Linked DNA regions of Homo sapiens: region 2 is linked to region 1. Evidence: read pairs that join two places in POLR2A ChIA-PET (ENCODE). Cell type or tissue: PC-9. All regions are shown on one strand. Links, peaks and the distances in the headings refer to the core of each region. The heading gives the core; the rest is flanking DNA. Region 1 overlaps LEMD1 (LEM domain containing 1). Region 2 overlaps ELK4 (ETS transcription factor ELK4).

Region 1 (8,757 bases), core at 1-8,000:
TGCAGGTGTCAGCCTGTGAAATTTTGGCCAACTTCAAGCCTACACGGTAAATATATGTCTTGTGGAAATGCAAACAAACTTGTATTTCTTTATGGACAGTTAGTGATGGCTCTAGTCAAGGTAGATTATTTTTAAAAAACCAAATGTAGGCTGGGCACAGTGGCTCACGCCTGTAATCCCAGCACTTTGGGAGGCTGAGGTGGGTGGATCACTTAAGGTCAGGAGTTCAAGACCAGCCTGGCCAACATAGTGACTCCCCATCTCTACTAAAAATACAAAAATTAGCCAGGCATGGTGGCATGCACCTGTAGTCTCAGCTACTCGGGAGGCTGAGGCAGGAGAATTGCTTGAACCCGGGAAGCGGAGGTTGCAGTGAGCCGAGATTGTGGCACTGCACTCCAGCCTGGGCGACAGAGCAAGACTCTATCTCAAAAAAAAAAAAAAAAAAAAAAAAAAAAAGAAAGCAAATGTACTTTTTGGTGATTTTAATGAGAATACAAAATGATTATTGTTCTTTCTGGCTCTGGATGTTAGCCCAGTGTTTTGTAGTTAACTGTAATGTGATACAGTATGACATAAAATGTCATATGCAATATTATTTCAGACTGACTGTGATATACCTAAGTAGGCCAGAATTAGCACAAAATAGTCCACCTGGAAAAAAACACCCTTATGAAAATGTCAATTCATCCGAGAAATTAAGAATGGAACTATTGACTAAAAATGTTACTTCCGTAGGAAATTAATGATTTTGATAATTTATTAATTAATGAAAAGTTTTTAAAAACATGTTTTGACATATTTTCAATGATGAGTTCTTCTATAATAATAGAAATGTATTTTTACAGCATTGGAGCCAGAATATCTGGGTTTAAATTATAGCTATGCCTTTTATGAATTGTGTTGTCTAGGGCAAATAACTCAGCTCCCTAAGCCTCTACTTCCTCCTCTGTAAAACGGTGACTGTAATAATTACCTCCTAGAGTTGTTAGAAAGATTAAGTGAATTGGCCAGGCATGGTGGCTCACACTTGTAATCCCTGCACTTTGGGAGGCCGAGGCAGTTGGATCACAAGGTCAGGAGATCAAGGCCATCCTGGTGAAACCCCGTCTCTACTAAAAATACAAAAGAATTATCTGGGTGTTGTGGCTCGCGCCTGTAATCCCAGCTACTCAGGAGGCTGAGGCAGGAGAATCACTTGAACCTGGGAGGCGGCGATTGCAGTGAGCCGAGATCACGCCACTGCACGCCATCCTGGCAACAGAGCAAGACTCTGTCACAAAAAAAAAAAAAAGAAAGAAAGATTAAGTGAATTGAAGTATGTTAAATGCCCAAGATAATAGATGTTCAGAACATGGTATTTCTAATTCCCTCCACTATCATGCTGCAGTACCATGTGGTGATTATGGGCAGGGACTGTGGGGCTCTTAGCTCCATTGCCTCACCAGCTGTGTAAGCATGGGCAAGCTACTTAAACGCTCCATGCCTCAGGGTTCTCATCTGTAAAATGGGCACAATAAAAGCACCTTTCACATAGGGTGGTTTTGAGAATGAAATTAGTTTACTGATGTAAAATGCTTAGAATGGTGCCTGGTGCACAGGGAATGCCATATACGTGTTAGCTAGTGTTGTAGTGAGACAGTCACAGTTTGTTGTATTGGCATATCTCTGACTTACTACTTTTATAACTAACTACAGCTGTGGCCAGCAATATGCTTCAGGCCTTGGGAGTGTGGTGGAATTTTCGGACTTGAATGCCGAGGTATAGCAAAGAGGGTGGAAAAGCAGAGGGGGCCACATATTCCCCAGCTCTGGGCTCCAAATGCTTTGCTAAAACAGCCATCTTTGCAGATTCTAGCTCTGGGCCTAAGGAGAAGAGAGCAAAGATATTATGTGTCTCCTGGGTGCCATTTACCCTCACTGAGCCACTGCTTTAATAAACACCAATATTTTTTAGCTCCACTGTAAATGTTGTTTATAGTGAAAATCATATTATAACAGCATTAATGGAATTTTTTAAAAGATGAAATATAAATCAACTGCAAACACACCACTTGATGCAAAAACTGATTTTATTTTTTCAATTTACCTCTAGTTTTTGTTTACATGCATATCTAGTATATGTTCACACAGTAGACATCACTGTTTATGTACAATTTATACCGTTTATTAACACTAATCAATAATGCTTTTCCCTGTTATATGGCCTTTATAATAATAATTATTATTGATAGCTGCACAGTCAGGTAGATAGGCCATAATTACTCCATTTTTGAAAATGACAATGTCCACCTTCTACATACTGCAGGAGAACTCTACATATGAATGATAGCAAAGAAAACAAATTGTAAAAGAAAAGGAAATAAAAGGCCTAAATCTCCTTATGGCACAAGGGGAGTATTTGATTGCCTAGGAGCTGTGAAATTCTATCATTTGATTTTGCAATGAACTTCTGCCCCAAATGCTTTATTTCACGTATCTATTTTTAAATTTAAGCGAATTAAAAAGAAGTTGCATGTGATGGATATGTAGAGGTTCATGATACTGTTGTCTATTTTTGTATATGCTTAAAATTTTCCATAAGTAAAAAAAGAATTTGCTTATAAATGATTTTTCCAATACCCTTGGAAATAGCTTGAAATATCTCTTGGTGAGCATGCCAACACTAACCCACATAGCACCTTTGTGGGAAATCTCTTCCTCAAGAGCCTTTGCTTCCCTGTTCCTGGAAGGGTATGTGGTAAGGGTATGTAAATCTACAGTGTCTACACGGGGAAAGGTGCTGTTTGCATGTGGCACTCTTGCATGGTGCACAACTTCCCACATATGCAAAGGCCTTGCTTGGGTATCGCTAAACCACTGTTGAGAACATGTTTAAGAAGGGGGGCACAGGGGCCGGGCGCGGTGGCTCAGGCCTGTAATCCCAGCACTTTGGGAGGCTGAGGCGGGCGGATCACAAGGTCAGGAGATCGAGACCATCCTGGCTAACACAGTGAAACCCCACCTCTACTAAAAAATATAAAAAATTAGCCAGGCATCGTGGCAGGTGCCTGTAGTCCCAGCTACTCGAGAGGCTGAGGCAGGAGAATGGCGTGAACCTGGGAGGCGCAGCTTGCAGTAAGCCGAGATCGCGCCACTGCACTCCAGCCTGGGTGACAGAACGAGACTCCATCTCAAAAAAAAAAAAGAAGGGGGCACAGGGAGTACAGGGGAAGGGGAGGAGGCTGTAGCTGTTCCATCATTGGTGACCTGTACTGGGTAGATGGTGACTAGCAGTGCGTGATGCTACAGCAAGCCATGCCCTCCCCACCCCACCCTGCGCTGGGACCCTTGGGCCTGCCATAAGTCATAGTCCACACTCACTGGAGGGGTCCACTCTATTGTTGTGTCCTGACCACATCCTTGCTAAGACCCAGGCTCTTCTTTCTCCTAGTAGCTCCGTGATGAACACAAATGCCCTTCTCCTGTCGGACCCTCCAGACACTCCAGTCCAGTCTACCTTGGGATTGCGGTCATTACTCTCCTCTTGACTTTCCTTGTGCTTCTTGTTCTGTCCTGGTCTCTGTCAGTCCTTTCCCTGTCTGACGCGAGTCCCAGCTCCTTATACCACTCCTGGGAATTCTCCAGTTCCTGACTCACTGTCTGCAGCCTGCAGGCTCTGACAGCACCGCAGGTGTCAGAAGGCGCCTCTTATGTTCAAGGGTCCTGGGCTTCCAGCATGGGAGTAGACGGCAAGTTACCAGTGGCCCCAAATGTTAGATACTGTGGCTTGATTACAGAGAAATAGGAGACAGCTCCATGAGATCCAACAGATGGTCTGATTAGGGAAGAAGGAAGCCAGTGCAGAACACTTACAAAATAACCATGCTTGATAGTGAGCTGTTTTGGACAGGGACGGTTTGGCAGGCCCTTCTGAAATCTTCACAGCCGGCGTCAGGCCTGGCACTCAGCAGCACGCAACAAATAATTGTTAAATGAATAAATAAAACATAAGGGCTGGACACAGTGGCTCACACCTGTAATCCCAGCACTTTGGGAGGCTGAGGCGGGTGGATTGCTTGAGGCCAGGTGTTTGAGACCAGCCTAGCCAACATGACAAAACCCCGTCTCTGCTAAAAATATTATACAAAAATTAGCCAGGCGCGGCGAAGAGTGCCTGTAATCTCAGCTACTTAGAAGGCTGAGGCAGGAGAATTACTTGAACCCAGGAGGCAGAGGTTACAGTTAGCCAAGATCGTGCCACTACACTCCAGCCTGGGTGACTCTGTCTCCAAAAACAAACAAACAAAACACTACAGTACAAAATGTGTATATTAGGGCTGAAGAAATATAGCATAGAAGAGTGATCTGAGTGGATGAGAGTAATCAAGATTTCCTATGGGGGAAATTACTTTTAGAAACTGAAGGGTAGAGAGAAGTCTAGTGTAGTAGTCCAAGCACGTAGTTCTCCACTGATAATACTGTGTAGCCTCTAGCAAGTTACTTAACCTTTCTGTGTCTCAGACTCATTTCCAGAACAGAATAGTGCTTACTAGATAGGGGTGGAGTGCTCCCTCGCAGGTGGTGCTCACTGGAAGGCCTCAGTGAGTTAATGGGTAAATGGGGCTTAGCGCTTGATCAATAGAATTAGCAACATCATCTGACATCCCATCTTCACATTCCTGGGAGTCCCCTACAATTGCTCCTACTTCTCTTACAAAGCAACATTTCGTTCTCCTAAATTATTTTCTAGTCCTTGTTCATAGTCAACTTGCTTTGTTAAAATTACTTTATTCTTTGTAGAAAATGATGCATGCTCATAAAAAAGAGCTCCAAGCAATAAAGTACAAATAAAGAAGCAAAATAGAGCTGATATTTAAGAACAGAGTGCTGTTCTCATCACGTGGCCCTAGTCCCTTGTATGTGTATTGTTCTCATGCGAGTCACTGAAGTAAAATATTACTCCATGGAACTTAGATGTTTTTGCTAATTCTTGAATAAAGACAAACAAGTTTGTATTTTAAAGTACCAAACTACCTAATGTGCCAAGAACTTTTGGCATATTATGTGACTTTTTCTAGAATAAAAACCAAGGTTATTTGTATAAGACATTGGAAACAAATTCCTCTTGACATTTTCTTTCTGTTTATCAGTGGCCTGAGGCTTCCACCACTAAACGCAAAGCTGTAGATACCTATTGCTTGGATTATAAGCCTTCCAAGGGAAGAAGGTAATGATGTTTTTTAGCATATGTGGAAATTGATATTATTGTATTCTGTAGCTCTGGAAAAAACTAATTATTCAGATTTCTGTGAAGGGTTTAGCCTGAAAAGAATCTGTTGAGAAAGGAGAAAGATTTGTAATATCCAACAATTTCAAAGCCAAAGTTACTAGTTCATTGTTCATATTTAGAGATAAGGAAATAGGCCCGGGAGAACTGGGAAGACAGGGCAAAAGTCGCAGTGGACTGAGATCACAGCCCAAGTCTCCTGATGTGTAGCCATTTGGAAACATTTCTTTCTATTTGTGCCTTGGAAGGTGGGCAAGAGGCAAAAAAAAAAAAAAAAATGTAAAGGATATAAGGCCGGGTGCGGTGGCTCTTGCCTGTAATCCCAGCACTTTGGGAGGCTGAGGCAGATGGATTGCCTGAGGTCAGGAGTTCGAGACCAGTCTGGCCAACATGGTGAAACCCCATCTCTACTAAAAACACAAAAAAATTAGCCAGACGTGGTGGCATGCGCCTGTAATCCCAGCTACTCGGGAGGCTGAGGCAGGGGAATTGCTTGAACCAGGGAGGCGGAGCTTGCTGTGAGCCGAGATCATGCCACTGCACTCCAGCCTGGGTGACAGAGCGAGACTCTGCCTCAAAAAAAAAAAAGAAAAAAGAAAAAAAAAAAAGGATATAAATACACAGTTAAATAGGATAAATAAGACCTAGGGTTCAATAGGTCAGAAGAGTGGCTTTAGTTAACAATAACCTATTGAACACTTCAAAATAGCTAGAAGAGAATAATTTAAACATTCCTAGCATAAAGAGAAGATAAATATTTAAGGTGGTGGATATCCTAATTACCCTGATTTGATCTTTACACATTATATGAAGGTATCAGAATAGCACATGTTGGCTGGGCACAGTGGCTCATGCCTGTAATCCCAGCATTTTGGGAGGCTGAGGTAGGAGGATCACTTGAGGCCAGGAGTTTGAGATCAGCTTAAGCAAAATAGTGAGATCCTGTCTCTACAGAAAAATTTAAAAATTAGCCAGGCATGGTGGTATGTGCCTACAGTCCCAGTTACCTGGGAGGCTGACGCAGAAGGATTAGTTGAGCCCAGGAGTTCAAGGCTGCAATGCAGTGAGCTATGATCACGCCACTGCATTCCAGCCTGGGCAACAGAGTGAGACCCTGTCTCAAAAAAATATGTATGTAATATAAAATTACATATACCCTCAAATATGTAAATCTATTATGTATCAATTTTTAAAAACGAATAAAAAGAGTAAGTAGTTCAAATAAAAGCTCAAGACAGGCAATTGTATTAGTCAGAAAGTAAAGCTTTCTGGAGAGTTTCCTAACTTCTGAATAAACTTCAGCAGGTTTTGCAGAATTAGGCTAGTGGAAACATAAGGCTCTTGCAAAAAAATTTCAGAAAGTACTCTTGCCTTTTTAAGTGCAAAATAAGCAGATTGCAAAGGCGCTTTTCCTCTCCACCCTGAAAGGTGGTGTTTGTACTTGAGAAGGGAGGAAGGAGGGGGCCTGAGTACTGAGGCTTCCCATCCACTTATACAATTTCCCAGCGAGGACTTGGGGATCTGCAAGGCCTGTGCCAAGTCAGGCTTTATGCCGGCATTGAGAAGTGATACACAAGTGGGTGGAAACAATGAAGAAATGTTTTGTGGGATTTGAGAGACCTCATATCCCCCAATACGCTGTTAGTATCACTTGTTGAAATTAGAGACTGGGCACAGTGGCTCACGCCTGTAATCCCAGCACTTTGGGAGGCTGAGGTGGGAGGATCCCTTGAGCCCAGGAGTTTGAGACCAGCCTGGGCAACATGGTGAGCCCTCGTCTCTACAAAAAAATTTATTTTTTAATTTTTTTGGAGACAGGGTCTCATTCTGCCACCCAGGCTGGAGTGCAGTGGCACAATCATAGTACACTGCAGCCTCAAACTCCTCGGCTCAACTGATTCTCCCATCTCAGCCTCCATGCCCAGCTAATTTTTATATTTTTTGTAGAGACAGGGTTTCGAACTCCTGGGCTCAAGCAGTCTGCCTGCCTTGGCCTCCCAAAGTGCTGGAATTACAGGTGTGAACCACCACACCTGGCCTACGAAATTTTTTTTTTTAATTAGCTGGGGGTGGTGGCATGTACCTGTGGTCCGAGCTACTCGAGAGGCAGACGTGGGAGGATGTCTTGAGCCCAGGAGGTTAAGGCTGCAGTGAGCTGTGATTGTACCACTGCACTCCAGCCTGGACAACAGAACAAGATCCTGTCTTAAAAGAAAAAAAAAGAAATTAGCCTAGGTTTTTAGTAAGGAGAGGCTACCTCTAAAGCCCCACCATGACTGCACCCTTGGGCTTCAAGACCCACACACTTTAAGGGGCTACTCAAGTGCACCACAGCTGTCCACAATCCTAAGAGCCACTGATGTTTTCACAGGTGGGCTGCAAGAGCACCAAGCACCAGAATCACATATGGGACTATCACCAAAGAGAGAGACTACTGCGCGGAAGACCAGACTATCGAGAGCTGGAGAGAAGAAGGTTTCCCAGTGGGCTTGAAGCTTGCTGTGCTTGGTATTTTCATCATTGTGGTGTTTGTCTACCTGACTGTGGAAAATAAGTCGCTGTTTGGTTAAGTAATTTAGGAGCAAAGCAATGCTCCAAGCGAGGCCTCCTGCTTCAGGAAAGAACCAAAACACTACCCTGAAGGGCCAGCCTAGCCTGCAGCCCTCCCTTGCAGGGAGCCTTCCCTTGCACTGTGCTGCTCTCACAGATCGGTGTCTGGGCTCAGCCAGGTGGAAGGAACCTGCCTAACCAGGCACCTGTGTTAAGAGCATGATGGTTAGGAAATCCCCCAAGTCATGTCAACTCTCATTAAAGGTGCTTCCATATTTGAGCAGGCGTCAAACAAGGAAACTGTCTGGCGTTTTTCTTTCTAAGTATGGTGACAAGCCATAGGTCGCATTTTATTCACTCCTCCAATTGTATAGCCAATTCTGGGAAACAGCTAATTTACAGCAGAAGAATGTGTCTAGTTTAGTAAACACAAAGAAATGTCCAACACCATGAAAACAATTTAGAACAGGATAGCATTTTTGCCTTTGAAACTTAGCAAGGTTCTAAAAAATTACCATCTGACAAAGGAATGTAATAACCATGGCCTCAGGGACCAGGCAGAGCTGTGTAGGCACCCGGCTCCTCTCTTTATCGGCCCTGTGACCTTGGGTGAGTTAGTTGTCCTCCTGGAGTTTCAATTTCAGCTTTCAAAAATAGGGGTAGAATAGGCCTCTTAGGGTGATGAAGAATTTGAGGAAATAATGTGAGTAGTGGACTTAGTGTGGTCCACACCTGACTTGTAGCAAGCACTCAATAAATGCTTAAGCAATGTTACACTTTGGCACAATATGGGAGGAGCTAATTCTAGGTACAAAAAAGCACCAAAGGCTGGGCATGGTGGCTCACGCCTGTAATCCCAGCACTTTGGGAGGCCGAAGTGGGTGGATCACTTGAGGTCGGGAGTTCAAGACCAGCCTGGCCAACATGGCGAAACCTTG
Region 2 (8,757 bases), core at 1-8,000, 230 kb before region 1:
TTAATTGGAGTCTAAACTCCACCTCCCTCTGTCTTTTCCTTTTCTTTTTCTTTCCTTCCTTCCTTTTCTTTTCTCCTTTAAAAATATTTTGAGCTTTGTGCTGAAGAAGTTTTTGGTGGGCTTTAGTGACTGTGCTTTGCAAAAGCAATTAAGAACAAAGTTACTCCTTCTGGCTATTGGGACCCTTTGGCCAGGAAAAATTATGCTTAGAATCTATTATTTAAAGAAATATTTGTGAAATGAATTGGCATCTTTAGGACTAAGTGTGCTCTGTTGAATGACTTAAAGTGAGCTGTTCCTAAGCAGTGGAAGAAGAAGAATCATTCCTATTCATACAAAGTAAGATTGGAGCAGTCATACTGGGGAGATTGTTTTGTGTGAACTATAACGTGTAAGCAACTCCATGAAAAGGCATCTTGTTTACCTTTATTCAGGGTGGATCTCTTAGCCATATGTATGATCCTGTCTGAACCTGTCAACAGAGCATGGAGCTAGTCTATTTCACTATAGAAAGATTTTTAGACCTGGGGTTTAAGACAGTTTTTGGAACACCTAGTAAGAATATGGGACCTCACATCTAGCACAGAAATGCTCTTTGCCCTCTGGGTGGTATGATTATATGCCCATGGAATACAGCATGGGAAATGATCACTTTTAGGAGGATGAACTTGGATTTTGAATATTTGAAACATCTCTGAGTAAAAGATTCGATCAGATAACTTGAAACAACATGTAGTGGTTTTCTCAATTAGAAGATAACCAAGTGAAGGACCTGTCTTTTTCCTGTTCATTTTACCTCATTTTCTACTATACATTTATCACCTTTCCTTTATGTTTAAGGTTGTTAGAGGTTATGATAGTTTTAAAGATGCAGTTAGGAAGGTAGAATTCAAAGTGAAGCCTCCCCAGTCAGGAGCGAAGATGTGCTTATTTCCTTTTTTTTTTTTTTTTTTTTTTTTTGAGACAGAGTCTTGCTCTATCACCCAGGCTGGAGTGCAGTGGCGCGATCTCAGCTCACTGTAAGCTCCGCCTCCCGGGTTCAAGCAATTCTCCTGCCTCAGCCTCCTGAGTAGCTGGGACTACAGGCATGCGCCACTACGCCTGGCTAATTTTTGTATTTTTAGTAGAGACGGGGTTTCACCATGTTGGCCAGGATGGTCTTGATCTCTTGACCTTGTGATCCGCCCACCTCAGCCTCCCAAAGGCGCAGGCTCAGATGTGCTTATTTCTTTCAACTTTTTTTTTTTAAATGGGGAAGAGCAGAGTTCATTTGGGAATGCTTATACATAGGGATTGGATTGTTCATATTAGTAGTAAAAAATGTAGGCCTTATTCTCTACATTACCAAATTTTTAAAATATTACTATATGGTAATCAATGCCAGGTACAGATTTGTTGGTTCCCCAAACTGAATTGATATCAGTATCACAGTGGAGTCTTTTGAAAATTAAAGTCCAGGATTAAATTATATGTTGTCACCATTCACCACCACTACCACCCTCCCCCACCAATCTCTCCCACCGGTTAAACTCGTCTTCTAATCCTGTAGAATCACATGAACTAAATGAAGAAGTAAGAACTTGAAGGCTCAGACTGACACTGTTACAAACTAGCATCTTCAGATGCATGGTATTTACTTTAAATGTGCTTATATACAGTGTAGAGAAGCTCTTGTATAAGAAGACATCTATGCTAGCTAACTTAGTAGTAGTAGAGGGAACATATTCAGTGAGCTGCCTTTATATCTGTAGTGTCGGAGACTTGTTACTGGTTCATTTGTGGTTATCAGTTGAAGGTTCTGTTCCTGAGATGTGCAATAGTAGTGTTGAAAGGTATTGTTTAATAGTGATGGGGAACAGACATATTGGACTTTTTTTTCCATATTAAATTATTTAGTTTGCATGCCTGTTTGAAATTGGACCTCTCAGCAGCACTTTGAAATAGTTTTAATTAGGTTAACATTTTGTACATTAAATAAGTAGATATAGATGGTTGATTTAACTAGATGTGTTAAATTTTGAAAGCACAAAGGTATTTTATCTTTTTGAATTAAAGGAGAAAAGCCATTGATTTGTTTTCACAGACAGTATTTTTAATAATTAACTGTCTCAGCACAGAGGTACCTTGGAACCAAGGGCACCATTGAAACTCAGTTGAAGCAACTTCCTAGTAAACCATTTTAGTGAGTCCTTTTTGCATAAATCTATAGCCTCTCAGAGGTGTGAGGCTGTCACAGATTGGTGATCTGCTATCTCTTTGAGATCAACTAATTTGGAGAAGTGTGTGTGTGCGTATCCTTTTTTAAGTCAAAGTTTACAACCTTACTGCAGGTGTATGAGGCAGACAGTTCTGTTTATAGACTACCTCCTTCCTGGAAAAGTCTCAGCTTCATATTCTGTTGAATATATGCAGAATTCTTAGTGTGAAAGGTGATGTACCACTTCAGATCAGTTTTCACTGGAGAGACTTGTAATTGGTAGCTGTAGCTCGTATCCATCCCTAGTCACTTTGCCAGGATGAATGCTGTTGGGCAGCAGTAGCCTAAGTTACGGAAGGGGAGCAGATTGAATGGGGTTTTGAGACATCTTCTCTGATACCTTAGCTTTCCTTCTGCTCTGGTCGCTATCCACTCAGTCGTGTGCTAGAAATGTTTAACAACCAGGATCTCTGGGGTGGGGGTGGGGGGGAGCGCTGAATTTGTAGCATTTGCTGCAAATATAAATTATAAATAAAATTCTAATATAAATTAGAATTTTATATCAAATTCTTTGATATAAATTAGTTACTCCTCCTGTGGCTGATTTCAAGCTACCACCTTAGAGTTCAGAAAGGATGTGCACAGTTGGCTCAGAGCCAGTGCTGGCAAACCATTGCATTTACTCCACCCAAGAGTGGATTTTCACATAATTTCTAAAATAATTTTTTCTTATTTATATACTGACTTTTCAAAATACAAAATTAAAATATCATGTCTGACTTCAGTGATCTTTTTCTTTTTCTTTTTTTAGAAATGAGATCTTTCAGTAATCCTTTAATTTAATTTTTTAGAGATGGAGTCTTGGTGTGTTACCCAGGGTGGACTCAAACTCCCGGGCTCAAGTGATCCTCCTGCCTCAGCCTCCTGCATAGCTGGGCTACAGGCATGCACCACCACACCTGGCTTAGTAATCCTTCTTTATTAATGGTTTGTCACAGTACGTTTGTGATGTTATATTGCTCATGGCATACTTTATGTGTTCGAACAAAGGTGGAAATTTCCATTGATTTTTTTTTTTTTAAATGTATGCACAAACAATCTGGATTTTGAGGAGTACGGTCAGGAAAAAAAAAAAAGAATTAGAGGCCCTTGAAAGGTCAACCGTAAGCTTCTTAGAGTTAAAATATGAGTTTAATTTTTTCCCACATTTTGACAGTTGAAATTTTGATAGGGACAGTAAACCTATGAGCCTCTATTAGGCTACTGGATTTTTTTTAACTGGAAAATTCCTTGAAGATTTACATACTATATTACAGATTTTAAAAGTCAAGACTGACTTAAGTAAATCAGAGGTTTGGAATTCTGGAGCTGTAACTCCAGGCTGTTGATAGTATCACTTCAGTTCCATTCACCCCTGCATTGTGTGACGTCCAGTCTGACAACATTGTTTCATCCTGATCTGACTTTCTACTATGATTCTTAAGTTCTTAAAGGTGTCCTTTTATGTTTTTGGTGAATGTAAGCACATTTAGAGCCACTCAGTACCACTTCTCAATACCTCTGAAGCAGTGGTTCAGAAAAGGAGTGTCCAGCCTTTTTGAACACACAAATTGATCAGTAAGAGTTATTGAACATAAAAACTTTCCCTATTAAAAATTCATATGGGTATATGTTAAATTATATACCGCTATACCAAAGTAATATGTGTGTTATAAAAAAATACACAAAAATTGAAGTGAAGGATGGCATAAAAAGTAATTCTTGAGTAGCAGTTATAGTATTTTCTTCCCACACCCCAGTTGGTTGTCTTGTGCACCCTCCAGAAGCACACGCTTTTCCTAAAGACTGCTGACTCAGGATATTCTCATTCTAATCTCCAAACATATATGATGCTCTCTTATGATATATGGAGAAATCCTAGAGATTTGGAGTTTTTCAGGAGAGCTTATTGTCAACTTTTGAAATTTCACATTAATTCTTTTTGATAAATTCCCAAATAATAATCCATTACCACATGTTTTCCACAGCTTTATTCCTATTACTTTCGTCAGCCTGTTGTCTCTTATCTTCATGTTAGGTATGACTCTATTTTTATTTTACTAGTCTGCTCACAGACTTCTTTGGGACTTATGTTATATTTTACCAACAAATTTAGAATTATTTCAAGTTGCTTTATGTTAAAATATATAACAAGTTACATTTTCTTGCTGCATTAATAAGTTTTTGATTTTTAAAATCTGATATTTCAGCAACTAAAGGAATACTTTTCTTTATAGGTCTGTTCTGTTTTTAACCTCATTGACTGTATATGTTTTATTTACCCGTGCCAGGAGTCTAGAATCGTGCTTAGGTGCCATTCTTAGGTATGAAAACAAGTTTGGAGACCAATGCAGGTCTCTGTGCAGAAATCTGGGGCTCTAAATGAATTACCAAACCAATAGGAAAGTTAAAATACTACTCATGATGTAGTGTGTCATCTGAAGCTATGATAGAATATATTATTTCTAAAATAGTATTGAGAAGTTAATTGTTCAGTCCATAGTAGTGTAAGTGAAGTGTGGAGGTCAGCCATAGTTGTCTTTCTTCAGCAGGTACTCTAACCAGAGACTGGGTTCTGTGGAAAATAGAATTATATTCTTGGTTTGGGATCAACAAATGTTTTGTTATTGTTTTAATGTTGCTGGCATTGCCTGAAACAAAGTGCCCTGTTATTCCTCTTATGTCATCAGAACTCTGCTTACTGAAGTTGAAGTTTAATCTTAGGATCTAGAATTCTTGTGGTTGGTCGTGTATTAAGAAAAGAAGGTGGTTTGATTTTATTTCTTGTACTTGGTGGAACCTGTTACTATACAAGTCATGTTTTGACCTGTAAGCCGAGCAAATCTGAAAGGTGAATCGTTAATGGTAGTATAATTGTTTCATTTGAAACTGTCAGTTTCTTCAAGTCACTTCTCTGAAAAAAATTATGATAGATTGATAGCCTGCCAGAAAATAGCAATTTCTAAGGTGCTGCCATCCACACTTACTTATTGTGAAATATGAAAATCCAGAGTGGTTTGTATGAGAGGGGAAATACTGGCTCTAAGCTTTCTACAGAAAACAGGAAATTCATGCTGTTGTTGACATAATTTTAAAGGAAACTTTTAACAAGAAAATTCATGAGGGATACAATCAAACATAGTTAATCTCTTGAGTGCTAATCATTTGAGTATAGTCCACATCAGGAAGTTTTATGAGGTTGAAAACTTTACTTTGAAATATTTAATTGGGAGACTAGACCATTTCTTTTTCCAAGTCATTCTGATTTATTGTCCTAGTAAATGTATGTGTATGCATATATACTGATGTATTGACTGAATGTGTGTGTGTGTGTGTGTGCGCGTGTAAATCTGTTTTCATAGGGAACATACATTGATGGCTCCTAGTCTATTTTATACTAAAACTTAAAAAAATTTGCTGCACTTTGCAGTTGCCACTTTTTAAAAGATTAATGCTTTGCACATTTCAGTAGGCCTTAAAGATGAATTGCTCACCAACATTTTAGAAATACACTGCTTACATGTGACATACTCTAAACAAAGTCATAGTAAACTGTTCTCTTAGGTTCATGTATTATTGAGCAAATAAGGATGTCCTTTCTTAAAATTTCTACATTTATGTTTGCTTTTGTGTAAAATCTTTATTAGTTTGTAAGTTTCTCAAAGAGGAGGTTTATACTGGAAGCAGTATTTCTAAAGTACAGAGATTCGACCATGGATTGAATACAGTAGTGGAGGAATGCTGGTATTGTGGCCTAATTTATCCTTTTAAACTGTATGTCATTAGTATTAGCCAAAACCTCAGAGTGGAGTGTCTTGGGCTGAATGATCTTCTCAACTTTGCCTTGTTTCCCATCTCATAAAGGCTCCTTCTGGTTCTTTTCCCTTCCAAGGATTGTGAGTCATGCTCACATAGGCCTGGGATCTTCTGGATGGGGTCGGGGAGGAGGTGGGGGTTTCCTGTGGCTGGCCCAGAGTTCTAGCCAATGGAATCATTCAAGAATGCCTAAAGTTCAGGGGTGGGAATGCCATATATTGGTGTTAATCACTTGGCACTTTCTTGGGCACCAATATTAGCACTGTTTCATTTTTAATAACTGGAAGCACTTAATGATTATTTTGTTTGTTTAATTTCAACTTAAGGATATTGAGGGTCAGAGAAGTAAGGTTTATTTCTTGTTTATGTTTTCTGGAATTTATAGGGTGTTTGTAGAAGGGATAAATGGGTTACCTAATGAGCCATTCTTCTAGGCTCTGTAAGGTATGCCCTTTTGGCTAGGATATTTTAAAATAATTTGCAAGCTTTTAATATTGTGCTTTGTAGAAATTTACGATTTTTAAAAATAATTTGCAATTGATAGATTACACTTAAATTTATAAAGTATCCAATTTTAAGTTTCTTTTCTGTTTGGTCATTGTTGCTTATTGTCTATTGTGTAGGGGACACAATCCTGACATTTCATTGTTTTGTTACTTGGGGCAGTATTAACCAGTGGCCTTTGTATGTACATTCATTGCTTACATTTATTGTTTAAGTGGTAGAGTAGCATTTTTATGAACTTCCCTGTTCAGTATTAGTGAAATTGACAGATGCGTATATGTAAAGATAGAAAAGAAACGAATACAATTAATTTTTTATTCCTTGAGGCCTATTTATTTGTTTTGGCCCTGGATCTTTTCTAATCACAATTATATTTCTTTATTTTTGCCTTTGAGCAGTTTCATTTATCTTTGTGGGCAGGGAAGATTAAATATGAAATTCAGTCCAGTCATTTTGCTACTGGTTAGCTTTAGTTTGAGGCAAGTAAAAATTTTTGATTAAAATTAGTTTCTTAAAATTATGCCCTTGCTTTACCAAATAATCAAATTGGCTAAAAAATAAGGGTATGTAACTTTGCATTTTGAAGAACAAACCAATAATTTTTCATGAGCCCTACTCGATCTTCTTTAAAGAAGACCTTCCTAAGAGACAATTAGGGATGAGTTTGATTAATGGGAAATAGCTCTAGGTTAGATTATTTTAAATTCCATACACCAAGTGATTTAACCACAGTGGCAGTGGCAGTTTCTGAACCGTCAAGTATGAACATCACTTAAAAATTAAAAGATGCTTAATAATAAACTCTTAATTTTCATTAAGCCAATCTGTAATTCAGAAGAAAAGCATATGTCTGCCATGGGACTATTGCAGTGCGTCTCCATCAGTGTTAACACAGGAGAGATATGTTATTTTATGTGTATGTCTTAGTTTGGGATATGTGGTAGTAAGAACATGTCAAGAGTGCTTTCTTCAAACCTGTCAGCTCAACTGAGAAGACAGTTACTTCATTGCTTATTTTTTCCCTTGTTTTATTGAAATCTGTATCTCATATCCAGTATCTAACACTTTGTAGAGATACTTACATATAATGTAAGTGCACACCTACCCAGAGGAATGGATAACTGTTAAAGTGTTAATAATAGCTCGTCTTAGTTGATTTCAGCATAATTTACATTAGGGAGACCTAAAAAGCACCTTCAAAGTATTAAAAGCACCTTTTTTTTTTCTTTTTCCTAAAAAAGCAATTAAAATGGTCACTGCTAACATTTATTAAACTTCATGTTAGTTGATGAAACAGCTGGAGGGAAGCTGCCACATCTCCTAGCTAAGCAGTCTGACTTACCTGTTGGGAAACAAAGGGATATTGCTCTAAGATTGATTAGGATGATTGTAGCTAGAGTCTTGAATTCTATCTGTATACGGCAGAGAAACTTTATAGAGTGTAGAGAGGTGAGCGAAAGGATGCAAAAGCACTTTGAGGGCTTTATAATAATATGCTGCTTGAAAAAAAAAATGTGTAGTTGATACTCAGTGCATCTCCAGACATAGTAAGGGGTTGCTCTGACCAATCAGGTGATCATTTTTTCTATCACTTCCCAGGTTTTATGCAAAAATTTTGTTAAATTCTATAATGGTGATATGCATCTTTTAGGAAAGATATACATTTTTAAAAATCTATTTTATGTAAGAACTGACAGAGGAATTTGCTTTGTATAATGCAGGCTGGCTTTACAAAAGCACTGTAGCAAATTTACTACAAGTCTAAAAGTATACATATATGTTAATAGATATATGTGCAACTAGATATGGACAGCAGTTGTATTTTTTTAAATAAATATTTTTAACAAAATGATTTTCTGAATTGATTATTTATTCCCTTCTCTCACATTCATTGAGGTGGTCTCTTTACAGTCTCTGTATTACATTTTCATCCATGCTAACTGTGGGTCAGGAAAGAGTTGTTTTCCCAATGGCTATCATTAAAATCTGGCCTTCAACAATTTGATATGTATCTACATTAAAATATTTAAAGTCTAGATTCAGATAGGTGGTGAACAGGGGAGATTGTAAAATGATTGTTGACATAAAAGGAATTAAGAGAGAACTGAGTGGCTAGAAAAAATATTCACCATGTGAAATCTCTTTTTGTTTTACTTGAAAAATAAAGGGTTTTTAAAAATTTAATCAGCTGGGTGCAGTGG

Evidence for each region. ChIA-PET counts read pairs that join two places held together with the same protein. Peaks named below come from ENCODE experiments on the same cell type or tissue, not always from the same donor. Only the 100,000 strongest peaks of a DNase experiment are listed, where the experiment ranks them.
Region 2: POLR2A ChIA-PET joins it to region 1 with 18 read pairs; 2 of 35 experiments call an interaction of 5 or more read pairs at or near these places.

The regions. Positions count from the first base shown.
Region 1 is chr1:205,380,740-205,389,496 of GRCh38, reverse strand. LEMD1 (LEM domain containing 1) reads left to right here. Exons shown (of 6, transcript NM_001199050.2): 5 at 5,133-5,209; 6 at 7,641-8,119. The coding sequence ends at 7,839. LEMD1-AS1 (LEMD1 antisense RNA 1) reads right to left here. Exons shown (of 4, transcript NR_038425.1): 3 at 7,353-7,470; 4 at 2,057-4,264. Among named protein-coding and RNA genes, the nearest start is that of LEMD1-AS1, 12 kb to the right of the region's middle. In PC-9, for the core only: no CTCF peak of the experiment used is centred there; no DNase peak of the experiment used is centred there.
Region 2 is chr1:205,607,594-205,616,350 of GRCh38, reverse strand. It overlaps ELK4 (ETS transcription factor ELK4), which reads left to right. Exons shown (of 5, transcript NM_001973.4): 5 at 1-8,408. Among named protein-coding and RNA genes, the nearest start is that of ELK4, 20 kb to the left of the region's middle. In PC-9, for the core only: no CTCF peak of the experiment used is centred there; DNase peaks (open chromatin) are centred at 4,970 and 5,240; H3K27ac peaks cover 991 bases.